Linked DNA regions of Homo sapiens: region 1 is linked to region 2. The links are chromatin loops, found by intact Hi-C in ENCODE. Cell type or tissue: IMR-90. All regions are shown on one strand.

Region 1 (4,000 bases), 210 kb after region 2:
ATCCCAGCACTCTGGGAGGCCGAGGCGGGTGGATCACGATGTCAAGAGATTGAGACCATCCTTCTTAACATGGCGAAATCCCATCTCTACTAAAAATACAAAAATTAGCTGGGCGTGGTGGAGCGTCCCTGTAGTCCCAGCTACTGGGGAGGTTGAGGCAGGAGAATCGCTTGAACCTGGGAGGTGGAGGTTGCTGTGAGCTGAGATCGTGCCACTGCACTCCAGCCTGGCGACAGAGTGAGACTCCATCTCAAAAAAAACAAAACAAAACAAACAAACAAAAATCCTGAAGCATCTACCATCCTAAAGGCGTGAACAGGTTTCTAACTCCTCAACGTACCAGGGAGGGCTCAGCAGCAGTGAGAAATCTTACAGTGTGGGGCAGCTTCTGTGCTGAGGGTGCGTGGTTATGAATATTGCAACATGATATGTCTCACCCAGAAAACCCACCATGCAGTCCCAGGCTGAATCTTCATCCCTGTCTCAGGGTTCTAACTCGAGTTGACTCTACTTCAAAGGAAGGAAAGCTTGTTTGGTCAAATACCCGTGGAGCGTCGGTTTCAGGAATGTGACATGCTGTTAAACCACAGCCGTGTATGCTTGCGGCCGCTGAGATTTTTCAAGGATGAAAGTTTCACTTTTCAAAGAAAAACATGGCACCATGTAAGCTGGAGAAACATAAGGTAAATGGTGTCAATTGGCCCCAAGAAGTATTTCTTCCAGAGAACACCTACTACATGTACATTCCAGGGGAGGCTGGAGAGGTATGTGAAAATGGACTAAATGTATAAGATTAGAACAATGAGACACAGTTCCTGCCTCCCAGCACATTTCAGGAGGTGGAGACAAAGGACAGCTGGGATGGGTAGAGGACAATGTCAGTGCATGGGATTATGGGGACCCGGGGAGGACTGGGGAAGGAAGCAGGATGTGACCCCAGAGGCCAGGTCAAGCGAATGGTCAGCATGGGCAGGTTGGGGGAACTAGGGGTGGTTGGAGCAGACACAGGACCTGGAGCAGGAAACACCAAGTCACAGGGCAGGGGAGAGGTCCCTGGGCAGTCAACACAGGGCACTTGGTGCCTTTCTGAGGTCACATATCTGGGCTCCCACTTCCACATCTGCCTCTGAGGTTTGGGAGAATGATCACCAAAGACTGCTGAATGCCTCTGGAATAGGACGTGGGGATGTCCCATCTCCACAGCCCCAGGCATTTCAAAGTGGGTATCTGAGGAACTGAATTAATACAGAATCACATTTCGGAGATTCACAACTGTTTAATTTTGGAAGGGGGATGGGGGGTCATCTAACCCAAGCTCACCCTCCATGTCTTGATCTCTGTGGCGGCTTAGGTATCCAGCTTTGTATTTGGCTGCCTCTGTTGACAGAGAGCTCACTCTCTCCCTCTCACAAGGTAGCCTGTTTCATCACCAAAGGGCTGGAGTTGTCTCAGAATGTTTTCCTTACATGGCGCCAGCATCTCTCTCCTACTTTACCCTCCTAAGAGCATGCTCTGTCCCTCAGAACGGGTCTGAACCTGTGTTTACTACAGCAGCCCTTTGACTGTCTAAAGGAGCCACCGCAACCTCCCTATACGTCCCTCGTTCCTCCCTAGGTGCTTTTGTGCGGTGGCTCCCGCACCTGGTTGCGGTCATCCGAAGGCTGATTAGTTTGCCCGCGTTCTTTGGAAACTGTGCTCCCTGCTCCCTCAAAACTGACAGCGATTTTCCAGGTAGAGTGAAAGCAACATAAGCCACACGTGGGCAGTGTGGGGGCAATGCTGGAAACCTGGGCCGCTGACCCCATAGACCACCAAGGGTTGGCGGCTGCTTCAGGAACTGAAAGACGCGCAGGTCAGCCCAGCCTGGGATGACCCCTTCCAGAGGGGCCAGGCAGCCTTGACCAGACCTGGTGCTAAGTACTTGCTAAGCCCTGGGTGGCCTGTAGCTTCTCACTGTCCGGGGTAAAAGCAAGCCCTGGGCCAGAGTCTTGTACACTGGAATTCGTGGACACTGGTGGGGAAAACCACTGGCCTCTGAGCCTGGCATAGAAGGGAGAAGCCCGCCCCCTTGTGGATCTCTGGAGAGTAACAGGGTGCAAAAAGCACTGAAACCCCAACCGGAGACAGGGAGTCTCGGGGAGCAGCCACCTCCTCTCAGCGCTCCCATTTCACCAACCACCTCTGGGGACCTGCAAGAGAATTGATCTGTGCTGGCACGGGAGTGGTAGCAGGGGACATAAAAGGAAGCTAGGAAGTTGAGACCCCTGGATTATGTCTGGCAACAGCGAGTTAGAAATCGGGCAAGTGTTATTAGCTGTTTAAAAAAAGAAAGAAAAAAAATGGCATCTGGAGGTCTTTCCTGGTTCTGCCACTCCCTGTGTGGCCCCAGGAAAACTACAGTCTGTCTCTGGGCCTCCAAGGACCTTGCTAGGTAAAGGCTCCAATCCCTCTGAATGCTGAAGCCTCAGGCTTTCACATCTCAGTCCTGACAGTGGTCTGTGGTTGGTGGCAACACAGTCCTGATTGAAGAGAACATGGGAGGCAGCAAGGGCCAAGGGCATTGCGCAAGGGGAAGCAGAGGGCACCAGCTTGGTCGCCCACCCGCAGCAGCCCTGGACAGCACAGCACCCCTATCGCTACACCATGCTGCTAGGAGCCCGAAGGGTCATTTTCCAGAGTGAGTCCAAGAGGGGTCATGTCCCCTCCTTCCACAGTTTTGGCCAAATCTACATCATTTCTCCATCACGTGGACACCAGCCCAGAGGTGACTGTGCCATAAAACATACTTGACCCAGAGAGATGTGACCCAGGCCCATTGTCCAAGACAGCAGCCTTGCTCACATGCTTCCAGACTGCCTTTCCTCTGCACAAAGCACATGATCAAAGATTGTGTTTTTAACGTATTTTCAAGATGAATTCTTTGCTACTCTGTAACTGATCAGGATAATTGGGCTAAATCTAGCCCTGGGAAATGCAAACCAGAAGCACTTTCCTCGAAGCTCCCCAGATTAAAAAATGAATGATATGTTAAGATGGCTCAGATTTCCGACTGCACTACATTCGCAGAGAAACAGAGCCACTAAGTCAGCGAAGATAGTGTTTTAAAGGCCAGCTGTCCTCCAGAAGAATGAAAAGTATTAAAACTCTTTTAGATGGGGCACAGTGGCTCATGCCTGTAATCCCAGCACTTTGGGAGGCCAAGGCGGATGAATCACTTGAGGTCAGGAGTTCGAGACCAGCCTGGCCAATGTGGTAGAACCCCATCTCTACCCAAAATACAAAAATTAGCCAGGCATGGTGCCATGCGCCTGTAGTGTCAGCTACTCAAGTGGCTGAGGCACAAGAATCACTTGAACCCGGAAGGTGGAGGTTGCAGTGAGCTGAGATTGTACCACTACACTCCAGCCTGGGCTACAGGGCAAGGCTGTTTCAAAAAAAAAAAAAAAGCTGTTTTAAAATGGCTTTGTGCCGGGTGCAGTGGCTCACGCCTGTAATCCCAGCACTCTGGGAGGCCAAGGTGGGTGGATCACCTGAGGTCAGGGGTTCAAGACCACCCTGGCCAACATGGTGGAACCCCTATCTCTACCAAAAATATAAAAATTAGCCGGGCATGGTGGTGTGCATATATAATCCCAGCTACTCGGGAGGCTGAGGCAGGTGAATCGCTTGAACCCAGGAGGCGGAGGTTGCAGTGAGCCAAGATTGTGCCACTACACTCCAGCCTGGGTGACACAGTGAGACTCTGTCTCAAAAAATAAATAAAATAAAATTTAAAAATGCCTTTGTAGAAATTATCTGAAATAATTATGCCCTCAGTCTAGCATGCTCCTAGCTGGAAATGTCCAGGAAAAATGTTAGGGGTAGAAGAGTCATCTCTGCACACTATAGTACACTAAAGCTTTGGCTGAAACTACATAGCCTGAAATGTCTCATTTTTTAACGGCATTATGAGTTATTACATAAACATCCTTTAAAATTCAGAGCAGTCCAACAATAAGAA
Region 2 (4,000 bases):
TCCTCTCTGTATCTCTTGTCTCTCCATTTTGTCTTTAGCCCTTATAGGTGTTGTTACTGGTACAGTACAGGTGGTACCGGTGATGCTGGTACTTAAAGCTGGGAAACCTGCCAGCCCCCAACAGGAACAGAGACTCTGTCCTCTTCTTTCCCTGTCCCTGAAGCATCTGGCCTTGTGCCTGACCAGTGATGAGTGCGCCATACTCAGGTCTTGAATCAAGGAGAAAAGATGGCTACCCTGAGTTCAGTCACTCTGTGTGACATTGCTTTATATACTGGCATGACATATGACCCTTGGTGAACTTTTACCCAAATAGCCCAATACAAAGGGAAATTGACTAAAAACCTTTAGGTTTTGCCTGGAGGTTTAAAGCTTTCTGAAAGCCTTGCTTTAATTTATACATTTATTCTAATTCTTGCATTCCATTTCACAATCTTTTTACTTTAATCAGCTTTGATTCTGTCTAGTACTGCCTCAAATGAAAACTGCCTGTGTTTTCTTCATCCAACACAGAGGATACGTTGGGGGCAGTCCAACTTAAAATAGAGGCTATATGGCATATGTGATATTCACTTTGTGTTCCCTTCCATTCCAGAGAGTCTCAAAGAGAGAGGCTATTTCTCCTCCACCCTTTACATCCCCAGCTGCAAATAAATTGCTTCACATTCAAGCAACTCTGTGTCAAGTGCTCCAGGGTAAGTAGCAAAGAAATGTCTGTACATATAAATTCAATAATGGTTGGCTGGGCGCGGTGGCTCACGCCTATAATCCCAGCACTTTGGGAGGCCGAGGCGAGCAGATCATCTGAGGTCAGGAGTTCCAGACCAGCCTGGTTAACATGGTGAAACCCCATTCCCACTAAAAAATACAAAACTTAGCGAGGCATGGTGGTGCACGCCTGTGATCTCAGGAGGCTGAGGCAGGAGAATCGCTTGAACCCGGGATGTGGAGATTGTAGTGAGCTGAGATTGCGCCATTGCAGTCCAGCTTGGGTAACAAGAGCGAAACTCTGTCTCAAAAAAATAATAATAATGGTTAAGGTTCACCTGAGCAGTGCTGGGGAGGCCGGTTTATATAAAAACGAGGTTGTAAATAACTAATTAAATTACCAATCTCTCCACCACTGCCTTTGTCCATCTTCAATTATAATATATTCCAGAAACACACTCCACGTCTCTCCCATGGCTTTATACACACCCTGCACACGTACACTGGGAAGGCCTACAGTCCAGTTTGACGTGTGTTCACACACTCCTAATCTAGCACAGGGCCTGGTGCATAGTTGGTGCACAGAGGTCAATGAAATCCCTGTACTCAACAGCTCTGACCAGTCATCAAGGTGGTCACTGTCTTGTTGGAAAGGCAAACACATAAGCAAATCATTGAGACAAGATGTGACTACAGGGACTGATACATAATCACAGTAGAGAGTTGGAAGGGAAAGAAGAGAAAGAACTCAAAAAACGAAAGAGTGTGGGGAAATGGCCAAAAGTTGGGTCCAGAGTGGATGGGATGAGGTCAAATCCTGGTTCTCTTACTAGCACAGTGCCTAAAACTCAGCAAATGGGAGTTATTGTTGTTGTTGTTATTATATTATTATTATTTCAACAGAGGAATACAAATAGGTTAAGGATGGGTCTGGTAACATGGCCTAATGCACTGCTAAGGAGAATATTTCATCATGTAATAGAATCAGCCAAGGTTTCTTTGGGAGAAACGGCCATCACGTCTCCTGTGTTTCAAATACTGTCCACAAGATGGCAGCAGTGGCCTCAGGTTCTCACCGGGCCTAAAAGGCATTCCATTCAGTCTGCATTCCATGGAACCCCACCCCAGACAGGCATCTCTGGGACATATTTTAAGTGGAAGGCGACCAGCACCGCATCTAAACGATGCCCTTCCTTCTGGAATGCTATGGAAATCTATGACTAGACAGACAAAAACGCTCTGGCCTTGGGAAACGCTGGAACTCACGCATTCATTCGCCCCTTCATTCCTTCAACAATTATGTACTAAAAGCCTACCGCATCCCAGTTATCCTGCAAAGGAATAAAACAGAAGGGCCTGCTCTCATGACCCATAGCGAGTCGCAAATCAAACAGTGGTAGATCACAGGAAGGAGTCTCTCATGCAACGAAAAATTACAAGCCTGCAGACTGTCATAATACAGGATTGAAGGTTAAGCAAAGGAAAACAGACCTTGTGACGGGATGTCCATATTGGCTCTGCTGTACATACGGACAGGAGTGGCAGGGAACTTGAAGGAATAGAAATTGGTAGAATTGGCCAGGCGCGGTGTCTCACGCCTGTAATCCCAACACTTTGGGAGGCCGAGGCAGGCAGATCACGAGGTCAGGAGTTCAAGACCAGCCTGACCAACCTGGTGAAACCACGTATCTACTAAAAATACAAAAATTAGCCAGGCATGGTGGTGCACGCCTGTAATCCCAGCACTTTGGGAGGCCAAGGCAGGCAGATCACGAGGTCAGGAGTTCGAGACCAGCCTGACCAACATGGTGAAACCCCGTCTCTACTAAAAATACAAAAATTAGCTGGGCGTGGTGGCGCACACCTGTAATCCCAGCTACTCAGGAGGCTGAGGCAGGAGAATCGCTTGAACCCGGGAGGCAGAGTTTGCAGTGAGCTGAGATCGCACCACTGCACTCCAGTCTGGGCAACAGATCAAGATTGCCTCAAAAAAAAAAAAAAAAAAAAGGAAGAAGAAAGAAAGAGAGAGAGAAAAAAAAAGAAAGAGAGAGAGAAAGAAAGAAAGAGAAAGAAAGAAAGGAAAGAAAGGAAGAAGGAAAGAAGGAAAGAAAGAAAAAGAAAGGAAAAGAAAAGAAAGAAGGAAAGAAATTGGCAGAATTAAATAATGATTGAGGGGTTTGCCCTTGCAAAATTACTGAAGTTCTTTTTCTCCCCCTCCTTTAAGCTAGAAATCTGGGCTGGCTAATGGAAGCTGCCACCTGGAATGTCTGGGGCAGCCATGCAAGGTTACATTCCAGGCTCCAAGCAAAAAATGCCAGCAATTTACCTTTTTGTCAACTGCAAATTAAAGTAATTTCCAGGCAGAGGATTTCTCCTGCTTGTGATGAGCACCCCAAAACACCAGGGCTGTTTGCAGTTACCTGGCTGCTCTGCGGGGGAAACAAACCTGAGGCTGAAGGCACCTCAGGGTTGGAATCAAGGAAAGGTTTGCTTGGCTTTTCTTTCACTGAAGCACCAAATCAAGTGGATACGAAGTGGGAAGCAGGGAGAATGTCTTCTATCCCTAGCACTTTCTAGAATGTGGGACAAGAGAGGCACTCAGCTTTAAATAAATAAAGAGAAGGCGTATCTGCACCTGCTGTCATACCCAGCTCTATGATGACAATAAGATATACTCATCATTACCAAGAGTGCCATGCCAGGCAGACATGATGCTGAGAACGTTACAGCCACTTATCACTGAATCCTAAGGTGAAATAATTATTGGCGTTTTATAGATGAGCAATTTGAGGCTCTGTGAAGTTAAATGATTTGGAGAAAGTCACAGGTAGTAAATGATAAATGTCGGATTTAAACCCCCATTTGTCAAATTCCTCCTTACTTAACCCCATACAGCCAACCCAAGGTAGAGGTGGTGAGAGAGCCATCTCCTCACCGGAAGACATGAAGGCATATTCATTCACTGACTGAACAACTAGAGAGCACCCACTTTTTTTTTTTTTTTTTTTTTTTTTTTTGAGACAGTCTTGCTCTGTCATCCAGGCTGGAGTGCCAGGGCACGATCTTGGCTCATTGTAACCTCCACCTCCTGGGTTCAAGCGATTCTCCTGCCTCAGCCTCCCGAGTAGCTGGGATTACAGGCACCTGCCACCACGCTTGGCTAATTTTCATATTTTTAGTAGCGACAGAGTTTCACCATGTTGGTCAGGCTGGTCTCAAACGCCTGACCTCAAGTGATCCGCCCGCCTCAGCCTCCCAAAGTGCTGGGATTACAGGCATGAGCCACTGCGCC

What was found. Hi-C counts contacts between places; a loop is a spot of excess contacts. Peaks named below come from ENCODE experiments on the same cell type or tissue, not always from the same donor. Only the 100,000 strongest peaks of a DNase experiment are listed, where the experiment ranks them.
Region 1: a loop joins it to region 2, with 8 times the contacts of the local background. A loop is called at or near these places in 79 of 110 quality-filtered maps.

The regions. Positions count from the first base shown.
Region 1 is chr10:93,078,520-93,082,519 of GRCh38, reverse strand. No RefSeq gene overlaps it. Among named protein-coding and RNA genes, the nearest start is that of CYP26A1, 6.6 kb to the right of the region's middle. In IMR-90, a CTCF peak has its summit at 2,070 (motif pointing left); no DNase peak of the experiment used is centred here; H3K27me3 peaks cover 207 bases.
Region 2 is chr10:93,286,989-93,290,988 of GRCh38, reverse strand. No RefSeq gene overlaps it. Among named protein-coding and RNA genes, the nearest start is that of MYOF, 190 kb to the left of the region's middle. RefSeq lists enhancers at 415-915, 916-1,416, 971-2,170, 1,726-2,499. In IMR-90, a CTCF peak has its summit at 1,753 (motif pointing right); a DNase peak (open chromatin) is centred at 1,878; H3K27ac peaks cover 187 bases.